Linked DNA regions of Homo sapiens: region 2 is linked to region 1. The links are chromatin contacts, found by Hi-C or POLR2A ChIA-PET in ENCODE. All regions are on one chromosome and are shown on one strand. The core of a region is the stretch at or near the end of the contact, and the rest is flanking DNA. Distances in the headings are between cores, read along the strand shown. Region 1 overlaps RAC2 (Rac family small GTPase 2). Region 2 overlaps LOC105373024 (a long non-coding RNA gene).

Region 1 (4,726 bases), core at 1-2,500:
GGTGAGGTGGGGAGAGCAGCATTGGCAGTCCTGGTGGGAGTCAAACCTTGAGCAAAGACCTGGAGGTGGGAATGAGCTGTGAGCCAGGAAGGCGAGAGCTGTGGATTCTGCATGTCCCCAAATTCTCTTTCCCTGCTTATCTTCCTTCCAGGTTGCACCCCAGCGCTCCCACCTAGATGGGTCTGATCCTCCAGGATCCCCACCCAAAGCCTGATGGCACCCCGGCTGGCCATGCTGTCCCCTCCCTGTGGCGTTTCTTAGCAGATGGCTGCAGAGCTTCGTTGATGGTCTTTTCTGTACTGGAGGCCTCCTGAGGCCAGGAACGTGCAAATTTGCAGGTGCTGCATCCCAAGCCCCTCATGCTCCTGCCTTCCTGAGGGCCAGAGGGGAGCCCCAGGACCCATTAAGCCACCCCCGTGTTCCTGCCGTCAGTGCCAACTGCCGCATGTGGAAGCATCTACCCGTTCACTCCAGTCCCACCCCACGCCTGACTCCCCTCTGGAAACTGCAGGCCAGATGGTTGCTGCCACAACTTGTGTACCTTCAGGGATGGGGCTCTTACTCCCTCCTGAGGCCAGCTGCTCTAATATCGATGGTCCTGCTTGCCAGAGAGTTCCTCTACCCAGCAAAAATGAGTGTCTCAGAAGTGTGCTCCTCTGGCCTCAGTTCTCCTCTTTTGGAACAACATAAAACAAATTTAATTTTCTACGCCTCTGGGGATATCTGCTCAGCCAATGGAAAATCTGGGTTCAACCAGCCCCTGCCATTTCTTAAGACTTTCTGCTGCACTCACAGGATCCTGAGCTGCACTTACCTGTGAGAGTCTTCAAACTTTTAAACCTTGCCAGTCAGGACTTTTGCTATTGCAAATAGAAAACCCAACTCAACCTGCTTAAGCAGAAAATAAATTTATTGATTCAAGTTTGGAGATATCGTGATTTCAGGTGCAGCTTGATCAAGGTATTCAAATGATGTCATCGAGGCTTGTTTAGCTCTGGGCTCTGCCTTCTGCTGGCTGGTTCATTCTCAGGCAGGCGACTTAGGGCTTCATCCTCCCAAGTTCAAGTTCAGGGTTTCATCCTTCCAAGTTCAAGTTCAGGGCCTCATCCTTCCAAGTTCAAGTTCAGCCAAAAAGAGCAAATGTCTATCCCAGGCAAAGTTCTAACTAAGATTTACTGTGATTGGACCAGCTTAGGTCCTGGGCCCCCTTTTAACCAATCATATTTGTCAGAGTGGTGCAGTGCTGTGCTCTGACTGGCCAGGCATGGACCATATGCCATGCTGGAACAGAACTGCGGCAACCCCAGCGAAAGCGTGTGTACTGGGGGGGAGGGTGAGTTCCAAAGTGGGCTGAGAGCCTGGCGGGAATTTGGGAATTTGGGCGAGAAACCCTCAACCTCCACTACTGGAGGTCATGGGAAAGTGTTCATTTCAGCAGTGAAATGAAACAATGCTGGACCCCGAAGGTGATAAGCAAAGGGGAGTTTCTTTAAAAGAGAGGCGGGGTTGTTGTGAGGATTTAAGAAGTTCCGACATGGGCACAACAGTGCCTGCACAGTCAGTCCCACCTCAGGACTTGCTAAGTTCTGTGGAGGTGCCAGACCTCCCCCTCCTGCGGACAATTACTCTCCTCTATCTCAACTTCTCACTCATTCATCAAACACACATTTATTGAGCACCTCTTCTGTGCCTGGCACTGTTCTAGGTGCCAGGGATCCAGCAGTGCTCAGAAGTCCCTGCCCTCAGGAGGCTGACACTCTAGAGAGGCTAAGAGATCTAAGAGGCTGCCCCTGACAACCCAGAAGACCCCAATTTCCAGCCCATGAAATGCTTGAGTTTCCACATTGTGCTTTCCCAGAGCTCCCAGCCAACCCCACTATCCCCATTAGTCCCCATGTTCTGAGGCAGGACCCCCTCCAGCTCACTCACCTCCTGGGAGCCCCCCTTAAAAGGGATTAGGTGCAGAGGGGAAACCCCTTTGCTTTTCTTAGTTTCAGCTCAAAGTCATGATGTTTTCAAAGTTACTTCTCTTCTGAAACAGAAAGGAAATACTAAACCCCACCCATCCATGGCACCATACAGATGCAGGCGGCCAGGACCCCACTCCCTAGTATGTTCGATGTCTAAGATCCCTGAGGCACCCCCTGAGGTTGGCCAGAGTCTGAGGGAGCCTCTTTCTGATCCCTCCTCTTCACAGAGCCTTGGGATAAACTCCAGAGCCTCCGCAACAAACCATGGCCCTGAAGGTCTGGCCATCCTCTGCCTCCCACTCTTATTGCACTCGTGCCTCTACCATCAGACTGGACTGTCATTTCTTCCACTCCACATTCATGCTTCTTTCATTCCAGGCCTTTGAACATACTGGACCCCTTTCCTTTGCTCCTGGAACTTCCCTGCAGGGCAAAGGTGGGCCCGGATCTCCTTCCATGTGTGTTCAGCCCGTTAGGTCGACCCCAGTAGAGACAATCTTTGCTTCTATATGATAATAATGTCAGTAAATAACTTCCTTTACTCATTGTCTTGGCTCCCATGCACATATTATCTCATTTAATGTTCTAATAGCCTTCCAAGATAGGTACTCTTAGCCACGGTTTGCAGAAGAGGAGATGAGGATGCGGGAGGGCACAGGTTTGGCTCAAATTGACAAGGCAGATGCTGTCCTTTCCCACCCTCTCCCTCTGTTCCCATCCTCCTTGCTAACAGAATCCTAGTTTTGTGCATAGCAGCACCGTACCTAACACCAACAAAATACTCGTTTTTCCAGCTGGTTTTGTCACTGGGGTTTTCAGGCCACATAGTTCTGGCCTAGAAGCCGATGTGAATGAAAGTCAGCGGGAGAGATGGCTTCTGTGAAAGTTGTTTTCTTCCTTAAAAAAATGACAGGCCCAGGCCGGGCGCGGTGGCTCACGCCTGTAATCCCAGCACTTTGGGAGGCTGAGGTGGGCGGATCACGAGGTCAGGAGATCGAGATCATCCTGGCTAACACGGTGAAACCCCGTCTCTACTAAAAAATACAAAAAAATAGCCGGGTGTGGTGGTGGGCGCCTGTAGTCCCAGCTATGCGGGAGGCTGAGGCAGGAGAATTGTGTGAACCCGGGAGGCGGAGCTTGCAGTGAGCCGAGATTGCGCCACTGCACTCCAGCCTGGGTGACAGAGCAAGACTCAAAAAAAAAAAAAAAAAAAAAATGACAGGTGGGATGTCTGGAGCTGCAGCAGCCGTCTTGTGAGCTTGAAGCCACAAACATGAAGATACAAGGCCCCGTGCTGAGAGGGGATGAGCAGAAAGATAAAAGGAGCGTGAGTTCCTGGCAGCAGCAGTGGGCAGCTGAGCCAATGCTAACAGCTGCCTTGTTATGGGAACTGAAGAAAATGAAACCACCCAATTGTTAATGTCACCGTTGGTCACACCTTTTGTTACGGTAAGCTGACAGCATTTGTCACTGAAGCGGTAGGACTCCTAGCGCAGTGCTCTTCCCACTGTATAACTGTTCCCAGCAGCCACTCCAAGTGGGGTGAGCCACTTGTTTCTGCTCTGCAAATTGGCTGAGGATGGAGGCCCCTCATATAGGAAAGAGAAAGCTTATGGGAAGTCAATGAGAACCTGTTTTGAAACAGGAAGACCTGCCGGTTGTGGGCAGGAGCTGACACCATGGTTTGCTCTTTCATGTGACAACAACCCCTCCCAAGTGCCCACCTAGTGCCAGGCCTGGGCTGGCAGCAGGTTCCATGCCTCACTTCGCCCCTTCTTGCAATGAAATCATGGCCTGGTGGTTGAGGAAAGTGCCTGCCAGACAAGGCCACTTCATCTGGTGCTTTCTATTCTAGAGACTGGCTGTTCCTTGTCCCTTCTTCAAAGCGGAGGCCTGGGGTCCCCCAAACTCCTCCGATCCTTTCACCCTGGCATTCACTGGCCACCAAGCTTGGACAATTCAGCCTCTGTCTATTAAATCCACCCCTTGTCCCCACGGCTGCTCCCTAACCTAACCCCTGCCATGTCTCCCCTGGACAGTAGCCACAGCCTCCTCACTGGCCTCCTGTCTTCCCTCTCTCTGCCTCTACTCCATTTGCCACCAGGTGGCCTGGGGATTTTCCTCATTTACAAACAACTGTGCAGTCAAAAATGCTGATAGAACCACAGACTTATTCAATCATTGAATCCTTCAGCAAATAGTTATTGAGACCGTGTGTCAAGCCCAAGGCTTGGGGGTGGGTCAAGCATGAGCCCGCTCTCAGGAGCTCACAGGCCAGTGGGGAGGCTGTCCAGCCAGCAGAGAGCCCCAGGAAATGGCCCTTCTGCTTGGATGTCTCCTGAGCATTTCAAACTCACACGCCCCGCCCAGCCTTCATCACTCAGTAAATGCATCCAGGCTCTCAAATCAAAAACCTGGGAGTCCTCCTTGACACCTTCTCCCTCACCTTCCACTTCCAACCCATCACCGACAATCTCCTCAGTGACCCCCTTCTCTGCATTGTCATGGTTTCTAATGTCCAAACCAGCACTGTATCCTCCCTGTGGTAGCCTCCTGTCATAGTCAGCAATTGGTACAATAATGCTGTGTAACAAACCAAACTGCCTTGAAATCCAGAGGCAAGAAGCAGCAGGCCTGTATTCTCACACTCACTAGTTGTAGGTGGACAGTGGGTCTGCTGACTTAGGAGGGTTTGGCTGGTGACTTGGCTTCGGGCTGGGGATGGGTGGTCTCGGTCCTGGCTGTGGGTGTGTGTG
Region 2 (5,044 bases), core at 1,784-4,283, 99 kb before region 1:
CAAGCAGCAGGGGCTTGGCAAAAGTCAAAGGCATTTCTTTTTCTTTCTTTCTTTCTTTTTTTTTTTTTTTTAGACGGAGTCTCACTCTGTTACCCAGGCTGGAGTGCAGTGACACAATCTCAGCTCACTGCAACTTCTGCCTCCTGGGTTAAAGCGATTCTCCTGCCTCAGCCTCCCGAGTAGCTGGGATTACAGGCATGCGCCACCACTCCTGGCTAATTTTGTATTTTTAGTAGAGATGGGGTTTCTCCATGTTGCTCAGGCTGGTCTTGGATTCCTGATCTCAGGGGATCCGTCTGCCTCGGCCTCCCAGAGTGCTGGGATTACAGGCGTGAGCCACTGCACCGGGCCGGTCAAAGGCATTTCTAAGATGGGTGCTGCCAACTGTGCTCAGGGCTTTCCCAGCCTTCACTTCATCCTCACTTAATGGCATTCCCATCTGTCCAGGTGAGAAAACCGAGGCGTAGAGGCTTCATCGTTGCCCCATTATTGCAGGGATGGGCAAAGCTTTTCTGGAAAAGGCTACATAGTAAATATTTTTGACTTTACGAGCCATGCTTCTTGGTCAAAACTATTCAACGGTGCCACCGTAGAGGGAAAGCAGCCATAGACAGTACCAGAAATAAGTGGGTGTGGCTGTATTTTAATTAAAAAAGTGGATGAACATGGAAATTCAAATTTCATATAATTTTCACATGTCAGGAATTTTTTTTTTTATCTTCAGAAATAGAAAAAACCTAGCCGGGTGCAGTGGCTCATGTCTGTAATCCCAGCACTTTGGGAGGCCGAGGAGGGTGGATCACCTGAGGTCAGGAGGTTGAGACCAGCCTGGCCAATATGGTGAAACCCCATCTGTACTGAAAATACAAAAAAATTAGCCGGGTGTGGTGGCCCGTGCCTGTAGTCCCAGCTGCTTGGGAGGCTGAGGCAGGAAACTTGTTTGAACCCAGGAGGGAGGGGCTGCAGTGAGCCGAGATCGCACCACTGCACTCCAGCCTGGGCAACAAGAGCGAAAACTCCATCTAAAAAAAAAAAAAAAAAAAAAAAAAAAAAAAGAAAGAAAGAAAAAGAAAAAGAGAAAAAAAAGAAAAAAAAACATGCTTGGTTTCTGGTTGTACCATAACAGTTTGACAGGATTTGGCCTAGGGGCTGTAGTTTGCCCACCCCTTGGGGGATGGTTGGGAGGTGGCAGAGCTGGGGTTCAAACTAGGTTCTGCGAGCCCACGGGCTTCTGGACCAGATCAGCTCCAAGTGTGTGCCGGACCTCAGCCCCCTGGTCTTTCCCTTTCGGGTTGGTTCTCCCATCTTGGGATGCACAGAGCATCCTGCTTCTACGCTGCCCATTTTGGGCAGGAGGCAGTGTGCCGGGCAGGCCAGGGGATCTGAATCCCCCAACTCGGAAAAGGGTCCCCGCCCAGCCACTTGCCAGCTTGGAAGACTGGAAACCTCTCTAGGCCTCAGTTTCCCCACCTGTAAAGTGGGGCATAGCAGATAACTCACCCGCAGGGTCGCCGTGAGGCTGCAGTGAGAATATACCTTGAAACGTCTCCCCACCCCGCGGCTGCCTCAGTTTCCCTCCTCCCCTCCTTGCCTCTGAGCCTGGTCTACACCTGCGCCGCGGCCTCTCCCACCTCCCCCACCGCCGTCCCCCTCCTTAATGCGGAGAACGACATCCTGGGTGTCTCCCAGCTGCCTCCTGCGCACGGACGGTTTCTCGAAAGCTTTTAAAAACGAGGCTCCCTCCCGGCGGCGGCAGGGAGGGTGGGAAGGGGGGCGCCCACCCTCGGGAGCTTCCCCGGTGGGCGGCGGCGGCCGCTCCCAGCCTTTTCGGGAGATCTCTGGCTGATTATTATGGAAATCAGGCCCCAGCAGCGCGCCCGGGTGGCGCGGGAGCGGGAGGCGCTTGGTGCGGCTGAGACGCGCTGAGGACCCGCTCTGCCAGCCAAAGGAGCGGTGCGGGGGAGGGGGCGTGGGAGCTTCCCGCGCTCCTGGGACACGCGTGGCCTGTTCTGGCCCGGGTGCCCGGGTGACACTGTTCCCGCGCAGGGCCGATGGGCTGAGCTGCAGCCGGAGGGGCTGGGGTCGCGCACGGAAACCTGGGCGCCCAAGTCTGGGAGTTCATTTCCGCCGGGACCTGGGCCCTTGATATCAGCGGTGCTGGATATTTTCAGTGCAATTAAAGGCAAAGGCAGTGGGGTTCACGCCACCACCCCAGGAACAGAACTGGGGCGTGTAATGAGCTCAAGCCCTGTGTACTGGGCGCGTGTACTCGGCGTCCAGCACCGACCTCAGGGCGCTGATCTATTTAAATCCTTCCGTTGACTTGGGCATGGTCAGGCCCATTTTATGGATGAGACAACAGAGACCCAGAGAGGCAAAGCTCACACGGCCAAAGCAGTCGAGGAGAGACCTGAGCTGGGAGTTGTCCAACTCCTCTGGCCAGTTCTTACACCTTCGGTCATCCTGTCTCCAACCTGAGGATGATGCCTTTGACCTTCCAGCCGCGCATCCAGCTCTGGCCTGCCCTGTGCCTCTCTGCGGGGGGACTCTGCAAATGGGGAGAGAGACAGCGTGGCTAATGTCGAGGAGAGCTGAGGGTGGTGGGTTGTCCTGGTGCTGAGGGGCTCTTGGTTTCTGACTATGCCTTCTATCACCACCACAGGGTTTGAGTTGAGCCAGGATCCCCCACCCCCACCACCCCTCAAGGTGCAGGAAATCTCATCATTCAAAATCCATTTCCTTTATATTGTCACATTCTGGAGAAGGGCTCCAATCTAAGCTTAAAAGTGATAGAGAAAATAAAAATGGGAAAGTCAGATGGATTCGGCCACTTTGTAAGCCAGAAAAATGGCCCCAGCAGACAGGTGAGCAACAGCTTTGGAAAAATCTCTAGCAATCAAGAACGGCCATGGGGGTTTATCTTTGCTCTGTAATGATCCCAGGCAGACGGAGAGGAAAGGCAGAGAAACCTGCAGGTGAATGGGCAAAGGGCAGGAGCGATGATTCACACTAGAAAGGAAACACAAATGCTTAACCCTCACAGGGAGAAAGTCCATTCCCACTCAGATATGAAAGGAATACAAATGTTAATCAATGCAGTTCCATTCAAACTCACAAATATTTTAAAACATAAAGTTATTTAATTTACCGCTGAATAACTGTAACTATTTTTAACTGAACTCATGGTTACCCTGGTAGTCCATCCTCCCAACTGCTCCAATTCACAGATAGGAACCTAGGCTAAGAGAGGCTAATTGCATAATTTGCTCCAGGTTAGACCTCTGGTGAGTAGCTGAGCAGGGTCACCTGTTCGGTGGCAAAGTGGTGGCATCTGGCCGGGCGCGGTGGCTCATGCCTGTAATCCCAGCACTTTGGGAGGCTGAGGCAGGTGGATGACCTGAGGTCGGGAGTTCAAGACCAGCCTGACCTATATGGAGAAACCCGGTCTCTACTAAAAATACAAACTTAGCCAGGTGTGGTGGCACACGCCTGTAATCCCAGCTATTCAGGAGGCTGAGGCAGGAGAATCGCTTGAACCCGGGAGCTGGAGTTTGCAGTGAGCCGAGATTGCACCACTGCACTCCAGTCTGGGCAACAGAGCGAGACTCCATCAAAACAAACAAACAAACAAACAACAAAAAAACCCACAAACAAACCACACACACAAAAACGCAAAGGTTAGGCTTCATCCCAGCCCCCGTGGATCAGAAACTCTGGCGCTAGGGACCAGCAATCTGTTTTAAGGAGCTCTCCAGGTGAGCTGGAGGCTACAATTAGAGAATGACTGCTCTGGGCTCCAGGAGAAGGTAAGGAAAGCAGGTACGTGCTTTCGCTGCAGAAGGCAAATTGTATTGTTTCAACCTTTTTGAATTACCTATGGATAACAGGTATTGTGAGCCTGTAAACGGCCACCAATGGCACCTCTGAGAAGCCACTGAGAAGTAGACATGGTTTTATCCATGGAGGTATTTAAGACAATGTATTTATAAACATGGAATACTGGAAACAGTCTGAGTCTCCAGCAATAGGGGACTGGGGAGAGAAACCTTGGTTCATCTAAAAGATGGCTGCTGTGCAGTTTTGAAAAGTGAGTGTGTAAAGACCGCACAACGTGGTACAATAGGAGCAGACAAGTCCTCCTGGGTTGCCCAGGACTTTCCCAATTTTAGCACAAGAAGGCCGGCATTTTGGAAAACTCCTTGGTCCTGAGAAAATGGGGACAATTGGTCACCCTAGCTATAATCGGCACTAGTGCCACACCCCAAGTATTACTGTCCTCCCATGTTGCATGGCCGGTGGTAGGATGGTATTTCATCTGGCCTTGCAGTGAGGTAGCTATGTGACATGTTTTGGCCAATGCAATGTGAGCGGAAGTGGCATGTCACATCCAGACAGCGCTCCTGGCAATTCATGCCAGGATGGCACCTCCTCAGCCTAGGTCCCTGAGTGACTATGATAAGCAGAGACTCCATGCCGATCCCTACCCTGCAATCCCAGGGCATAGGGTGTGAGCAAGACATAACCTCTTGTGGTGTGTGAAGCCACTGAGATTTGGGGATATTTGTTGCCACAGTGTAACCTAACCTGTCCTGGCTGGTATACACGTGGACATCCGGATTTCATAGTTTTAAGGCTTAAGTGTTAGGCCGGGCATGGTGCCTCACACCTGCAATCTCAGTACTTTGGGAAGGCCGAGGCGTGCAGATCACTTGAGGTCAGGAGTTCGAGACCAGCCTGGGCAACATGGTGAAACCCCGCCTCTACTAAAAATACAAAAATTAGCCGGGTGTGGTGGTGCATGCCTGTAATCCCAGCTACTCGGGAGGCTGAGGCAGGAGAATCGCTTGAACCTGGGAGGAGGAGGTTGCAGTGAGCTGAGATTGTGCCACTGCACTCTAGCCTCAGGGACAGAGCGAGAATCTGTCTCCAGAAAAAAAAAAAAAATTGGCTTAAGGTTACAAAACTGCATTTGCAGTATCATTGCAGAGACATAACAGGTGTGTTGGAAATATTCTGAAATGTTTACAAAATTATCAGGTAGAGG

The links. Hi-C counts contacts between places; a loop is a spot of excess contacts on that map. ChIA-PET counts read pairs that join two places held with the same protein, here RNA polymerase II (POLR2A). Pooled maps may share reads with other maps.
Region 2: POLR2A ChIA-PET joins it to region 1 with 10 read pairs in CD8-positive, alpha-beta memory T cell. The contact joins two enhancer-like sites. A Hi-C loop is called at or near these places in 2 of 50 pooled maps. POLR2A ChIA-PET finds 5 or more read pairs at or near these places in 10 of 52 experiments (CD4-positive, alpha-beta T cell, CD4-positive, alpha-beta memory T cell, CD8-positive, alpha-beta T cell and 7 more).

Annotation. Positions count from the first base shown.
Region 1 is chr22:37,221,465-37,226,190 of GRCh38, reverse strand. RAC2 (Rac family small GTPase 2) reads left to right here. Exons shown (of 7, transcript NM_002872.5): 7 at 152-921. Among named protein-coding and RNA genes, the nearest start is that of SSTR3, 11 kb to the right of the region's middle. RefSeq lists a silencer at 3,269-3,408. Within about 2 kb of position 1,250, at least 5 of the 41 ENCODE cell types and tissues checked have a DNase peak (open chromatin) inside an H3K27ac peak, as active enhancers do.
Region 2 is chr22:37,321,765-37,326,808 of GRCh38, reverse strand. All of the region lies in intron 1 of LOC105373024 (a long non-coding RNA gene), which reads left to right. Among named protein-coding and RNA genes, the nearest start is that of CYTH4, 42 kb to the right of the region's middle. Within about 2 kb of position 3,033, at least 2 of the 41 ENCODE cell types and tissues checked have a DNase peak (open chromatin) inside an H3K27ac peak, as active enhancers do.